2 separate regions of the Homo sapiens genome follow, and region 1 is linked to region 2. The links are chromatin loops, found by intact Hi-C in ENCODE. Cell type or tissue: psoas muscle. All regions are shown on one strand.

Region 1 (8,000 bases), 51 kb after region 2:
TGAATTTTGTATTTTTAGTAGAGACGGGTTTTCACCATGTTGGCCAGGCTGGTCTCGAACTCCTGAACTCAGGTGATCCACCCACCTCGGTCACCCAAAGTGCAGGGATTACACAGGGATTCTGGCCTAGCCAGAAATTATGTTTTATAAATAGCATTTTCATTTGTAATTGTAGAAAAGTTTTGGTGCAAGAAAAATAAGGTCTGGAATTTTTCAAAGATCTCTGTTGTTGATACATCTCATTTTAGGAAAATGTTGAGGTCATATATCTGATACTTTATCCTTTCCACTTTCTTTTAAATTCTTTTTAACAGGGAATTATATCTGATTTATTTCCTGGAGTTGTTCTTCCAAAGCCAGACTATGAAGTTTTTCTGAAAGTGCTGAATGATAACATCAAAAAGATGAAACTCCAGCCAGTACCTTGGTTTATAGGGAAAATTATCCAGGTTGGTTCCTTAGCCCATATAAATGTGCCTGTTTTACTGTTTGCTGAAGTCAGCAAACAGTAAAGTCTTATAGGAGATTGGAACTGAAGTGACAGCAATCAGAGGTGCCTGTGTAGAAATGCAAGTAAAACATTAGCTGGGCGTAATGGCCTATGCCTGTAGTCCCAGCTACTTGAGAGGCTGAGGTGGGAGGATCGTTTGAGCCCAGGAGTTCGAGGCTGCAGTGGGCTATGATCATACCACTGCATTCCAGCCTGGGTGACAGAGTGAGACCCTGACTCTTAAAAAAAAGAAGAAAGAAATGGAGGTAAAACAAACAACCAAAACCAAAAAACCCACTTACTTACTCCATCAGTTTTTGTGTTTGTTTGTTTGTTTGTTTGTTTTTGAGATGCAGTCTTGCTCTGTTGCCCAGGCTGGAGTGCAGTGGTGCAATCTTGGCTCACTGCAACCTCTGCCTCCCAGGTTCCAGCGATTCTCCTGCCTCAGCCTCCTGGGTAGCTGACATTACAGGTGCGTGCCGCCACCCCCCAGCTAATTTTTGTACTTTTTGTAGGGATGGGGTTTCACCATGTTACCCAGACTGGTCTCAAACTCCTGACCTCAGGTGATCCACCCACCTCAGCCTCCCAAATCCCATCATTTTTTGCTGTGAGATTTTAGGCAAATTAGTTCACCTCTTTTATCCTCAGTCCTCTGTAAAATGGAGTCATTTTGAGAGAAGAGGTGTGTAAAGTGCTACACATAGTACCTGATACTATATCATTATCAACTCCACCATCTCCGTCATCATCAGCAGCACCATTGGCATCATCATTTCCCAAAGTCACAATGTGAGTTACAAGTGAAGTTAGGACCCAGGTCTCCAGATTCTGAGATCACACTGCCTTGTGGTAAAAACAATCATTCTTTTTCCTACTGTATTAGCAAGTGAGCTAATTTTTGACACAACTCATTTAACCCAATTTTGAACCCCAATTTATGATTGAGATTTTGCAGAAGGACCATTCTTTAACTAGGCATGAACTTTAATTTTCAATATTTTATTATGAAAAATTTTAAACATGCAGAAAAATTGAACGAAACGTACGCAGAACATTCATGTACTCACCACCCAGATTTTACAATTAATATTTTATACTATTTGTTTTATTTTTTATCCATCCGTCCATCCATCCATCTTACTTTTTGATATATTTCAAAGTAATTTGCGGATCTACAGATGAACTTTCATGTAGCTTAGTACCAATTTACAAAAACAAGGTAATATTTTCAAAAACAAGGGTTCTGGAGCTACCTGCCCTTTTACTTATTGATGTCTCAATGTGAGGAAGAATGTGAGAGGCTATTGAATCTTTAATGTTTTCCTCTCTTATTCGTTTTTTATTTTAAACAGTCTCCCTCCATTACCCAGGCTGGAGTGCAGTGACGTGATCTCAGCTCACTGCAACCTCCACCTCCCAGGCTCAAGCGATTCTGCTGCCTCAGCCTCTCGAGTAGCTGGGATTACAGGCATGTGCCACTATGCCCGGCTAATTTTTGTATTTTTAGTAGACATGGGATTTCACCATGTTGGCCAGGCTGGTCTCAAACTCCTGACCTCAAATGATCCCCCCACCTTGACCTCCCAAAGTGCTGGGATTACAGGTGTGAGCTACCCAGCCCAGCCTTCCTCTCTTATTTCTGATGCACAGTCAAGCTTTCAAACCACCTGAATGTCAACCCTACTTAATGGTTAGGGATTTTGTATTGTTCTCTGCTCTGTAACTTTCAAACAGTAGCTTTCAAACCTACCTGAATGTCAACCCTACTTAATGGTTAGGGATTTGTTTGTTTTGTTCTCTGCTCTGTCTACAGCACCCAGAACAGTGTCTGGCACATAGTAGATGCTCAAAAAATATTTGCTGAATTACATGTGTTCCTTTCTCTACCACTCCCGTTGTCACTACCTTCATTTAGATGCTTCTTATTACTCACCTCCAAGGTGAAAAATAATAAGAACTTAATCTTTAAAATACAAAGCTGCTTGTGTTCCCTTTCTCTGAGGGAGTCACAGTCTAAAGGAGCAAATTTGTTTAAACCATAAAATTCACATAAATGCAAATGACCAAAGCAGTTAGATCTCAAGAAAGAAAGTTTCCAGGAGAAACACAATTTGCTAAAATGACCGCCATTTTCTTTTTCTCTTTAAAAATAAATGGCAATAGTGTCATGAAAATATTAGAGGCGTTAAAGTCAAATAGCCCTGTCTGCAAATTCTGGCTCCATCACTGATGAACTTGGGCAAGTATTTAACCTCTCTTGGGCTCAGTCTTACCCTTTGTAAAAGGTGGTCAATGATATTGGAGTAGATTAAATAATTTGGGTTATCAGTTGATTCTTAACACATAGACAAGTACAGAGCAAATGGTAGTTCCCATCCCTTAAATAATCTGAGACACACACATATATTTTTTCGTCTGAAAGATATGTAAACAATAGACCATGAAAAGAACCGAAGTTCTCCAGAGGTAGAAGCAACTGTGAGAATCCTCTTCTGACCCCTCATTCCTCATTGACTTCTGACTAACTCACAATGGGGGAGCGTTGCAATGATTAGCTTCTTTTATGAATGATGTCTCCTCCCAGATCTACGAAATGATGCTGGTGAGACATGGCTATATGATTGTAGGAGACCCCATGGGCGGCAAGACCTCTGCTTATAAAGTGTTGGCTGCAGCTCTCGGCGATTTACACGCAGGTAAAGCTCACATCCCTGGCTTCCAGGGAGGACAGAACTCCTCGCTCAGTTGGCTGGCTCCATGGAGATAATGCCAGGCTGCTAGTCTTGTCAGGCCTCGATCGTGACGTCAGAGCTAGAAATAGAACATGGCACACAGATGTCTGCAAGCAGAAAATAAAGGGTTGGGGGCGGGGTGCTTCTATAATAACAAGGGATTTCATGTGCATATCATTAAGGCCTGGAGGAATTGTCTCAAATGCTGAGCAGTGGTTTCTCCAAAGGTCCCCCAGTGAAAGAGAAACTCTTGTCATTGGCCTTAAAATTAGTCTAAAAGCAAATCACTGCATGGTTTTGCTTCTTTGCTTCTATTCTCTTCTTTTCCTGTTCCCTTCCCTTTAGTTTTTTCCCTCCCTCCTTCCCTTCTTTTCTTCTTTCCTTCCTTTTAAAGTCAAGGATAGGAGCTCCTGCTTTTGAATCAGACTCAGACTTGGGCAAATGACTAAACCTGTGTTATCCTCTGTTTTCCCAGCTGTAAAATGGGATTGTTATGAGAATTAAGTAACAGCATGCAGGTAAATAACTGAGCACAGTGCCTACGCAACAAATGGAAACTATGTTTCCTGCCAGAGAAACAGTTGTGGGTTTTTTCGTGTGTGTGTCTGTTTTGTTTTGTTTTTATAAAACACAAACCTATAGTTTCATAAAAGCATTTCCTTTTCGTGCATGCATTGCTTCAAGTTTTTCATTTAAAATTTTTTTTCTAATAACATTTGATGATTGGGTTTTTGAGGTTATGTTTTGGGGGTTATCCTAGCCTTAATAACTAATTTGGGCATCTCAAATTTAGATACAAATTTTGAGGCAGGGAACAGGGGCTCACACCCATAATCCCGGCATTTTGAGGGGCCAAGGCGGGCGGATCACTTCAGCTCAGGAGTTTGTGGCTGCAGTGAGCTATGATTGCGCACTGCACTGCAATTGCAGCCTGGGTGAGTGAGATCCAGTCTCAAAATAAAATAATAGAATATAATAAAATATAAAATATTTTTAGCATTTTAATATACCTTAAAGAAATATACCTTTAATATACCATTTTAATATACCTTAAGAAACTGAGTGAAGAAAAAGGAGGCTACCACTGTGTTTGCCTCAGGATGCTGCAGAGTAGTTCTTTTTTATTTATTTAATTATTTTTAATGGTTTTTAGAGATAGTGCAGTGGCACAGTCTCGGCTCACTGCAACCTCTGCCTCCTGGGCTCAAGCAATCCTCCTATCTCAGGCTCCCGGGTAGCTGGGATCATAGGCATGCACCACCATGCCCGCCTAATTTTTGTATTTTTTGTAGAGATGGGGTTTTGCCATATTGCGCAGGCTGGTCTCGAACTCCTGAGCTCAAGCAATCCTCCTGCCTCAGCCTCCCAAAGTGCTGAGATTACAGGCATGAGCCACAACACCTGGCCCAGAGGTGGTTCTTTATTTAGTTCATGACTCAAGCACTTCAACTTTTCCCTACTTTGAAGGATTCCATAAAAGCATTGTGATTTTTTTTTGTTATTAAATACATATGCTGTGCCATCCATCAGCCTGTACGTTCCAATTGAGTTTTAATACTCCAGCGTGTATTTCTTGGGAACAAATGACACTCACTGAGCAGTCAAGAACGATTTCGGGGCCAAACTAGCCCTTCAGAGACAGAAAAGTAACCATCATTTTTCAGAACCTTTTTACCTGTCAGCTGTTTCCCGTTTCCTCATTTCAAATCAAAGCCAAGGTTCTGATCTGTTCTTTTCATTTTTAATTTCTTCCTTCAGCCTGTTTGAGTTTGAAAAGCCAAGGTTCTTAGGGTGGCTGTGAGAGCAGGTACATAGAGGGCTGATAATAGGCGTCACTCTCCCTTCCTGCTTGAGTTCTGTGAGGGCAGTCAGATTTCTTTAGTCCTGGATTTTTTTTTTTTTCGAGACAGAGTCTTACTCTGTCGCCCAGGCTGGAGTGCAGTGGCATGGCCTCAGCTTACTGCAACCTCCACCTCCCAGGTCCAAGTGTTTCTCCTGCCTCAGCTTCCCAAGTGGCGAATGGCTGGGTTTACAGGCATGCGCCACCACGCCCAGCTAATTTTTGCATTTTTAGTGGAGACAGGGTTTCACCATATTGGCCAGGCTGGTCTCAAACTCCTGGCCTCTAGTGATCCACCTGCCTTGGCCTCCCAAAGTGCTGGGATTACAGGCGTGAGCCACTGTGCCCAGCAAGTAGTCCTGGATCTGACTGGCACATTTGCCCTATTTGAAAAGAGGATTGGAAGAAAGTATGGTGAGAAATCAAAGGCTATAATAACCCAATAATGTAAGGCATTGCCTATCCAGATGTCTCAGTCAGTCTTTTTTTTTTTTTTGAGAGACGGCTTCATTCTGTTGCTCAGGCTGAAGTGTGGTGGCACAATCATAGCTCACTGCAGCCTCCATTTCCCAGGTTCAAGTGATCCTCCCATCCTGGCCTCCCTGAGTATTGGGATTATGGGTGTGAGCTACTACAGCTCCTGGCCCCAGATCCCAATCTCTATAAAAACTGAGCACATGTTTTATAAGAAGGACTTCCCTCATATGGCATATTTATAAAAGTTGATTGGTTGTTGAGATGACATCATCTCTTGTTTAACCTTCTGGTCTCACCAGAGCCTTTATAACTGGTGTTGAACCTTCTTGCCCAGCCAATCAGATGGAGGAGTTTGCTGTGGAGTACAAGATCATCAACCCCAAGGCTATCACGATGGGGCAGCTGTATGGGTGCTTTGACCAAGTGAGCCACGAGTGGATGGATGGTGTCCTTGCCAATGCTTTCCGGGAGCAAGCGTCTTCACTCTCTGATGATCGCAAGTGGATTATATTTGATGGGCCAGTGGATGCTATTTGGATTGAAAATATGAACACTGTTCTGGATGACAATAAAAAGGTAAGTATTGACCCTGATATGACTTTTCCATGAGTGAGACATAAACTCTTTTATTGAAGTAAGTGATTGATCAAAACTATATAGAGACATACATTTATTATGTATGTATTCTGTATACATTAAGAATAAATGCCCCACAGGAGGATTATAGTAATCAATTCATGAATTATGCTCTGTTTGTACTTGTAGTTGGTAAGCTAAGCATGTTTAGAGACCACGTTGAATAGTGAGCCTTAGTGCTGGCATCAGTTTGGACTCCTAGCCCTGCAACTGAGCTGTGTTGTACTGAGCAAGTCACATCACTTCTCTGAATCTCAGTTTTCTCATTTGTAGAAAGGTAGTAATAAAATGAGGTTGTTGATACTTAAATGAGATTGCACATAGTACCTGCGGGATATGTTTTGGTTACTTATTGCTATATAACAAACTACCCTAATACTTAACGGCTTAAAACAACCATTTCTTTTCCTCATGATTTTGTGGGCTGGGAATTTTGAAAGGGCTCAGCTGGCCAGTTGGTCTCTCTTTTGATGTCAGCTGGGGCAGCTCAGGCTAGAAAATCCGCATTCAAGATGGCGTCTTCACTCAATGCCTGGTGGCACAATCATATTTGGCCCATCTTTCTCTCTCTCTTTTTCTTTCTCTCTAAAAATAATACCTCCTCTTCCAGGCCACTTCACATGGCTTGGGCTTTTCACTTGGTGGTGTCTTGGTAGTGGCGCTTCCTATGTGGTGGGTGATTTCCAAGAGTCAGGAAGTGGAAGTTTCCAAGATATTAAGAGCTATGCTTGAAACTGATAAGCATTACTTTCTCTGCATTCTGTTGGTCAAGGAACTCACAAGGCCTGACCAGGAAGTGGAAAAATAGACTTCACCTCTTGATGGAGGCAGACAGGTCACATTGCAAAAGTGCATATGGGCTGGGCCCTATAGGCTCACACGTGTAATCCTAACACTTCTAGAGGCTGAGACAGGAGGATTGCTTGAGCCCAGGAGTTCAAGACCAGTTTGAGCAACACAGTGAGCCATCTCTACAAAAAAAAAATTTGTTTTAATTAACTGGGCATGGTGGTAAGTGCGTGTAGTCCTGCTACTCAGGAGGCTGAGGTGTGAGGATCCCTTGAGTCTGGAAGTCATGGCTACTGTGAGCCTTCATTGTGCCACTGTGCTCCAAGCTGAGCAACAGAGAAAGACCTTGTCTCAAAAAAAAAGTGGGGGCATATGGGATGGAATTTATGTAACTTGCCCAACACAACACAGCTCAATAGTAGAGTTAGGAGTCCAAACTGATGCCAGGACCTTTGGAAAATATAGCAATCTTTGCAAAAATACCACCAATCTTTGGAAAAATAAGTAGAGTAGAGTGATAACACAGTAAGTATGGCGCCACAGTATGTATGGTGGCTAAAAGAGCTTGGACTCTGGAGCCAGAGAGCCTGGGTTCAAATCCTGGCCTTGCCACTTTCCAGCTATGTAACCTCAGACAAGCTATTTAGTCTCTTGATGCCCCAACTTCATCATCTGTAAAGTAGGGACGATAGCGTCTACCTTATACTGTTACGAAGATTAGATAAGTTACTATTTATACACCTCTTCTGATGGTGCCTGGCATATAGCAAGTGCTATATAACTGTTTAAAATAAAATTTATCATCATCTCAAGGAAGAATTCCTTCACTGGATATACATCATTATCAAATCAAAATATATTTTCTAACTGTGTTTAAATGTCACAAGACTAAGAGTGAGTCATGCTCAACAACGAAAGGGCTAATTATCCAAATTATACACATCCACTAATTATAGCATGTGCATAATTTTGATTATATAATATTCAAAAATGGAAATGTTTTATTACATGATATGGACTATATTATATAAAC
Region 2 (8,000 bases):
TTAGCAACATCACATAGCAAGAGTTAATACCAATTTGAAATATCCAAGCAGGGGCAGCAGCATGGAAAGGTCTTGGCTGGATGTGAAACCCAAATGCTAAAGGTTCTTAGCAAAATAAAGGAAGGGGAAGGAAATTAGTGTTTTGGAGTAAGTTTAAACAATGAGGTGTTACTTTTTGCTTTTAAAATACATATATTTTTTGACAGAGTCTCACTCTGTTGTCCAGGCTGGAGGGCAGTGGCACTATCCTGGCTCACTGCAACCTCCACCTCCTAGGCTCAAGTGATCCTCCCACCCCAGCCTCCCAAATAGCTGGGACTACAGAGCATGCCACCATGCCTGGCTAATTTTTTGCATTTTCAGTGGAAATGAGGTTTAACCATGTTGCACAAGCTGGTCTTGAATTCCTGACCTCAAACAATCTGCCTGCCTCAGCCTCCCTCTCATATCTCCATTCACCTTTCCCCGATGGTTAATATTTCATGGCTTTTGTGAAGCACTTTTAATTACTACTATAGCAGATTCTAAAACCAATAATAACAATTTTTTTCTTTTTTCTTTTTCTTCTCATTTTTTGTAGAGATGGGGTCTCACTATGTTGCCCAGGCTGGTCTCAAACTGCTAGGCTCAAGCAGTCCTCCCACCTTGGCCTCCCCAAATGCTGGGATTACAAGTGTAAGCCATTGCAACTGGTCAAAAACAAAACAAAACAAAAAGCTATTGATATGCTAATTGTACATCCATTATATGCCAGGCATTATGTTAGCCACTGTATATTATCTCACTGAATTTCCACAATCACCTTCCAGGGTATCCATTATTACCCCTGTGTCACAGGAGTTACTGTTGAGGCTTAGAAAAGTCCTGTATCATATCTAAGGTTCCACTGGCTAAGTGCAGGTTTCAGATCCTCAAAGCCTGTATGTGTTCCAATCTCCAAACGACAGGAGGCACAGCTCTAAGTTCAGGGAATTAAAGGTACGCATGACTAACATCCACATGATGGTCTGACCTTTCCCTCACTCTTCTATTTCAGGACCCCTCTTCTTACTGAATGCTGAGCAAATTGCGGAGGAGATAGGGAATATGTGGAGGACAACGTATAAACTGATCAAGACCTTGTCTGATGTGCCTGCACCCAGGCGCTTAGCAGAGAATGTGAAGATCAAGATCGATAAGTTCAAGCAGTACATTCCCATCCTCAGTATTTCCTGCAACCCAGGAATGAAAGACCGACACTGGCAGCAGGTTTCTATCAATCACTGCCCGCCCCCAAGCAGCGCAGCCCAGGCCTGGCCCTGACTGTCCTTGGGAAGGCAGGAAACATTACTAGGTCAAGCTTCTCCTTTCCGAAAGGAGACTCTATTTAAGGGCAAAGGGATAGCAAATGAGAGTGGCAAGACTTCTGAAGGAAGAGAATGAACTCCCTGCCCCCTGGACAGGTTGGCCCTTTCCTTGGAACCCCCATTGGTCGTGGTTCGTTGAGTGTTGTTCGAGCCAATGACCACAAAGGGTCTCCTTCCTGCTTCCTAAGCAGATGGGCTTTTGGAGGCCAAGAGCCTCCAAGGTGCAACAGGGATGTTCAATACAGTGAGAGGACCTTGATTTGCTCCTTGACCTAGGATACACAAAAAAGAAAGTCACATCTCTCCCTGGGGGTTGCTAATAATACCAGATGATTCCCACTTAGGATGACTTTGGTGTGGCATTTTATTGTCAAACAGGTTCAGAAATAACTTTGCACTCCTCTTTCAGCCCTTTGGGCCTACAAATTAGAAAAATAAATATTCTCCTTAAAAATAGCTGGGATTTTTATAAGGAACCAAGTGTGAGGGTGATAAGTGTGGTGTGAACACTAAGCAGAAAAAAGAAAACTCACTGTGTTTCTAAAATAATTGTCACTTCCAAGGGCTAGCAATGGCCTTGAAACATCCTTTACCAGGAGTCGCTCTGTATGGAATTAGAAGTGAAAATGGCTTTCTTTGGGAAGATTCTTCTCTGACTTGGCCTGTAATTCCCCCTCTCAGAACCACATTCAAGACCAGGCACGGTGGCTCAAGACCATAATCCTAACACTTTGAGAAGCTGAGGCAGGAGGATAGTTTGAGCCCAGCCTGGGCAACATAGTGAGACCCCCATCTCTCCCTAATTAATTAATTAATATTAGCTAGGTGTAGTGGTGCACATTTGTGGTCCAGTAACTTGGGAGGCTGAGGTGGGAGGATTGCTTGGGCCAAGGATGTCAAGGCTGCATTGAGCCATGATCGTGTCACTGCACTCCAGCCTGGGTAACGGGGGGACAAAAAAGCCACGTATAAGACTGAGGAAATTCTCTCTGAAAGGACCCAATGACAACACAGTGACAAGGAGCACTTTGTTCTCCCTAGGAAGAGAGAGGAAGACTCTCTTAATACATGAGAGAGTCAGGGTCTTTTTGTAGGGAGAAGCTACTTTCAGTTTCCCAAAAAGTCTTGAACTGGAGACCTAACCAAAGGATGGGGTGATGTATAGACAAGAGATAGGCTGTCTGAGTAGACCTCTGTTTTTCTTTTTTTTTTTTTTTTTTTTTGAGGTGGAATCTCACTGTGTCACCCAGGCTGGAGTGCAGTGACATGATCTCGGCTCACTACATTCAAGCAGTTCTCCTGCCTCAGTCTCCTGAGTAGCTGGGATTGCAGGCACGTGCCACCATGCCCTGCTAATTTTTGTATTTTTAGTAGAGATGGGGTTTCACCATGTTGGCCAGGCTGGTCTTGAACTCCTGACCTCAAGTGATCCACCCGCCTCAACCTCCCAAAGTTCTGGGATTATAGGCATGAGCCACCGTGCCTGGCTGGGATATTTTTTAATTGTAATTTTAATTAATTGATTTTTAAAATAGAGATGGGGGGGGTCTTACTATGTTGCCCAGGCTGGTCTCAAATTCCTGGCCTCAAGTGATCCTCCTGCCTTGGCCTCCTAAAGTGCTGGGATTACAGGCGTGAGCCACAGTGCCTGGCCATGACTTCTGGTTTTGAAACGCCCCAGCAGAGGGATCCGCAGAGGAGGAGTTGCTGTCAGCTGGTGCTCACGGGGTGCCTCTCTCTACGGACCCAGCCTAACTAGGACTTTGACCTGCATCGGGGGGATGGGGGGGTTAGGGAGCTTAGGTGGGACAGGTGGCCTCTGGTAGTGCCAGGTTTCTCTATGAGATGGCACTATCAAGAGTGTCCTTGTCGATGGCATTTGGAGAACATGCCGCGGGGCCGGGAAAGCCATCTGCTCCACCTGGTGCTTCCTCTATGATGCTATTCTTGTATGTGGGCACTCAGAAAATCCCAACCAGGCCAAGCGAGGTAGCTCACACCACTAATCTCAGCACTTTAGGAGGCCGAGACAGGAGGATCACTTGAGGCCAGGAGCTTGAGGCCAACCTGGGCAACATAGTGTGACCCATCTATTTAAAAAATTAATTAATTTAAATTTAAAAAATCCCAGTCAGGTGCCGTGGCTCACGCCTATAATCCCAGGACTTTGAGAGGCCGAGGCAAGTGGATCGCTTGAGCCCAGGAGTCTGAGAACCAGCCCGGGCCAACACTGCAAAACCCCATCAAGAAATACAAAAAAATTAGCCGGGCGTGGTGGCACATGCCTGTAGTCCCAGCTGCTAGGGAAGCTAAGGTGGGAGCATCACTTGAGCCTGGGAGGTTGAGGCTGCAGTGAGCTGTGATTGCGCCACTGCAGTCTAGCCTGGGCAACAGAGAAAGACCCTGTCTCAATAAATAAATAAATAAATAAATAAAGTAAAAAAATTCTAACCATAATAATAATGATGATATTGAAAATGTACTGAGTACCAGCTATGGTGCTGGGTACTGTGTTGTATACTTTATTTGGATTCTCACATTTCACCCTTAAAACAGGCCTTTGAAGTGGAGATTATTATTATCTCCATTTCACGGATTGGAAAACTGAGACTTGGAGAGATGAATTGTCAGATGGCTAGTTGGTGGTGGGAAAGGGGATTGGAATTTTTCTACACTGTTTGACTCAGCCTGGAAAAGTCAAAAAGGCAAAAAAGGTCCGGTCAGAGGAAGGGAGCGGGCAGTAGGGGGCAGTAAACCACAGTGAGAGAGGGCCGGGGAGCACAGCCCTAGGACAGTGGCTCCCAAGGAGTGAGCCCCTAAATGGAAGCCCAGTGGGCTGAGCAGTTAAGAGGCAAGTTCAGAAAGGACAAAGGCCCCTAGATACTCTCCGGACTGCCCCTAGGCAGAGCCCATTCCTCCCTGCAGTGTATGTAGGTCACACCACAGGCCGCCCTGGGGACAGCCCCAGGCCTGGGGATGTCATTCTCTGCCCTGATGCCTAACTTAGGAGATCCACTGCCACAGATGCTAGCTCTGGCAGGGGGATCTGAAGGATGAGCCATCTGTAGCACTCAAGTCTAGAAGCTGGATCTTCTGAAGCAAGGCCATGGCTGTGCTGGGGGTTCTGGTCATTTACAGAACGTAGGTAGAAAAAGTTAGAGCCTTACGTTTGGGGCACAGACTTTATAGATAACAGCAAAGGGGTTGCTACTGTGGTTTCAAACGAAATGGAAGCCACAAATCTAAAAGGCTTTTTGGATCACTACACTAAGGTGCATTTCTGATGTCCTATTTGCAATTAGTGTTATTTTGGTTATTTTTTCATCATGTGCCTATAACACTCTTGGTCTTCCAAGACCGTTATTTCAACGGTAACTACTTCTGGGTTCCTTGCTTTTGTGCTTTCTGAGTCATTATAAAAAAATCTCCTGGTCTGGCCAGGTGCAGTGGCTCACGCCTGTAATCCCAACACTTTGGGAGGCCGAGGCAGACAAATCACCTGAGGTCAGGAGTTCGAGAGCAGTCTGGCCAACATGGCGAAACCCCATTTCTACTAAAAATACAAAAATTAGCCGGGCGTGGTGCCATGCGCCTGTAATCCCAACTACTTGGGAGGCTGAGGCAGGAAAATCATTGGACCCAGGAGACAGAGGTTGCAGTGAGCCGAGATTGCGCCATGGCACTCCAGCCTGGGTGACAGAGCGAGACTCTCTCTCAAAAAAAAAAAAGTATGGAAAAAGAAAAATTTAAAAAATAATAAAAATTTAAAAAATAATAAAAATTTAACTGTTAAAAAAAAAGCAAGATGGAACAAGGTAACATTTGATCTTAGGGAGAAACTGCACTGATAGATGCCAAAACTGGCCCTCTGTGACTAGTACAAATATAACGTGAGCCATTTGTGTTAATTTTTTTTTTTTTTTGAGATGGAGTCTCACTCTGTTGCCCAGGCTGGAGTGCAGTGGTGCGATCTCGGCTGATTCCTGCCTCCACCTCCCGGTTCAAGCTGTTCTTTTGCCTCAGCCTCCCAAGTAGCTGGGATTGCAGGCACCTGCCACCGTGCCCAGCTAATTTTTGTATTTTTAGTAGAGACAGGGTTTCACCTGTTTGACAGGCTGGTCTTGAACACCTGACCTCAAGTGATCCGCCCGCCTCAGCCTCCCAAAGTGCTGGGATTACAGGAGTAAGCCACTGCACCCAGCCAATAATTTTAAAGTTTCTAGTAGCCACATTTTACAAAGTAAAAGGGACTGGGCATGATGGCTCACACCTGTAATCCCAGCATTTTTGGGAGATCAAGGTGCGAGGATTGCTTGAGTATAGGAGTTCAAGACCAGCGTGGAAAACATAGCGAGACCCCATCTCTACAAAAAAATTTTTAAAAAGAAAAAGGTTAGCCAGGCATGGTGTTGTATGCCAGTGGTCCCAGCTGCTCAGGAGGTCGAGGGAGGAGGACCACTTGAGCCTGGGAGGTCAAGGCTGCAGTGAGTCATGATCACACCACTGCACTTCAGCCTGGGCAACAAAGCAGGACCCTGTCTAATTAAAATTAGCTGGGTGTGGCGGCTCACTCCTGTAATGTGACTACTTTGGGAGGCTATGGTGGGAGGATCGCTTGAGGCCAGGAGTTTGAGACCACTTTGAGCAACACAGCAAGACCCTATCTCTACAATAAATTTAAAAATTAGCCAGGCAAGGTGGTGTGTGCCTGTGGCCCCAGCTACTGGGGAGGCTGATGTGGGAGGATTGCTTGGGCCTGGGAGGTCAAAGCAGCAGTGAGCTATGATGGCACTGTGTTGCCTGGGAGACAGAGTGAGACTGTCTCAAAAAATTTTTTTAATTTAATTTAAAAATAAATTCCTCAGTCACACTAGCCACATCTCTGGTGCTCAACAGCCACCTGCCACTCGTGGCTGTTATGCTGAGCAGTGCAGATAAAAAGAACATCTCCATCATCACAGAAGGTTCTACTGGACAGCACTGCCTCGGACAACAAACATTTGCTTTCCTCTTTTCTTTGCAGATCAGTGAGATTGTTGGCTATGAGATAAAGCCCACCGAAACGACCTGCCTCTCAAATATGCTCGAATTTGGATTCGGCAAATTCGTTGAAAAGTAAGGGCTTATCCCCTCCTTCAGATAAGGTTTTGGTCAAAGGATCTGTAAGTTCCCACAGTGATCTGATTGGCTCCATATCGGGCTGTTTGTTTTTTTTTCCTTGTGGCGTAGGGTGGCTTAAGGCTATTTAATTACCTGCAGCTACCAACTCGTATTGGTGAAGCTTCTGTTTTTTAGCTGCAGAGCTGCTGATGGGTTGTGACTAGAAAATTGAGTCATGGATTTTATTTCAAAGGGTTTTTTTTTTTTTTAATGTTCTTTGAACCTGAGCTTCAAGCCCAGCTCTCAGTGATTGGGGGCAAAACCATTCAGCCTTTCTGTGCCTCGGTTTCCTCTTCTTTAAACAAACAAAGCAACAACCGTCTCTGAGCTTTAAGATTGTGTGAAACCTGGTCCAATAAGAAGTCTCTTCTCGCCTGGGCACAGTGGCTCATGCCTGTAATTTCAGCACTCTGGGGGGCCGAGGCAGGCGGACCACTTGAGGTCAGGAGTTCAAGACCAGCCTGGCCAACATAGTGAAACCCCCGTTTCTACTAAAAATACAAAAGCTAGCCAGGCATGGTGGCACATGCCTGTAGTCCCAGCTACTCAGGAAGCTAAGGCCAGAGGATCGCTCGAACCCAGGAGGTGGAGGTTGCAGTGAGCCAAGATAGCGCCATTGCACTACAGCCTGGGTGACAGTGTGAGACTCCATCTTAATTTAAAAAAAAGAAAAAAAAAGAAGTCTTTTCTCTTGCTTTCTTCCCTTCTCCAAATTCCCCTGGAGTTTGTGTGTGAGAATTTTACCATTTGGATGCTACCTCTAGAACAGAGCTTCTCAGGACCCTACTTGCTTTTTCACACTTCCTTCAGGGCGATGGGTGGGGAGATGTTGCATTGCCTGGACTGGAGACCCTGTTAGGTGAGTGTGGCACCCAGATCTGCTGCATCAGCGTCAGCTAGGAACTAGCTAGAATGCACGTTTTCAGGCCCCACCCAACCCACATAATCAAATTCTGCAGATGGGCCCTGCAGTCTGCATTTTAACAAATCCTTCAGGTCAGCACTGTCCAAAGCAGCATCCACTGGCCACATGTGGCCATTGAGCCCCTACAGTGCAGCTAGTCTGAATTAGATGTGCTGTAAGTATAAAATACAGGCTGGATTTCGAAGACATACTACAAGAAAAAAGAATGCAAAATACCTAACAATTTTTAATACTGATTAGTATTGAAATGATAATATTTTGGATATATTGAGTCAAATACATTATTGGAACTAATTTCACCTGTGTCTTTTAATATTTTTAAAATGTGGCTACTAGAAACTTTATTTTATTTTATCTTATTTTATTTTGGAGACGGAGTCTCACTTTGTCACCCAGGCCAGAGTGCAATGGCACAATCTCGGCTCACTGCAACCTCCTCCTCCCAGGTTCAAGTGATTCTCCTGCCTCAGCTTCCCGAGTAGCTGGGGTTACAGGTGCCCGCCACCATGCCTGGCTAATTTTTGTATTTTTGGTAGAGACGGGGTTTCACCACATTGGCCAGGCTGGCC

The links. Peaks named below come from ENCODE experiments on the same cell type or tissue, not always from the same donor. Only the 100,000 strongest peaks of a DNase experiment are listed, where the experiment ranks them.
Region 1: a loop joins it to region 2, with 2.5 times the contacts of the local background. A loop is called at or near these places in 5 of 110 quality-filtered maps.

What each region holds. Positions count from the first base shown.
Region 1 is chr16:21,029,163-21,037,162 of GRCh38, reverse strand. DNAH3 (dynein axonemal heavy chain 3) reads left to right here. Exons shown (of 62, transcript NM_001347886.2): 35 at 315-449; 36 at 3,078-3,189; 37 at 5,877-6,118. Among named protein-coding and RNA genes, the nearest start is that of DNAH3, 120 kb to the left of the region's middle. In psoas muscle, no CTCF peak of the experiment used is centred here; a DNase peak (open chromatin) is centred at 3,262; H3K4me3 peaks cover 660 bases.
Region 2 is chr16:21,080,097-21,088,096 of GRCh38, reverse strand. DNAH3 (dynein axonemal heavy chain 3) reads left to right here. Exons shown (of 62, transcript NM_001347886.2): 19 at 1,037-1,248; 20 at 6,370-6,461. Among named protein-coding and RNA genes, the nearest start is that of DNAH3, 67 kb to the left of the region's middle. In psoas muscle, a CTCF peak has its summit at 4,093 (motif pointing right); a DNase peak (open chromatin) is centred at 4,116.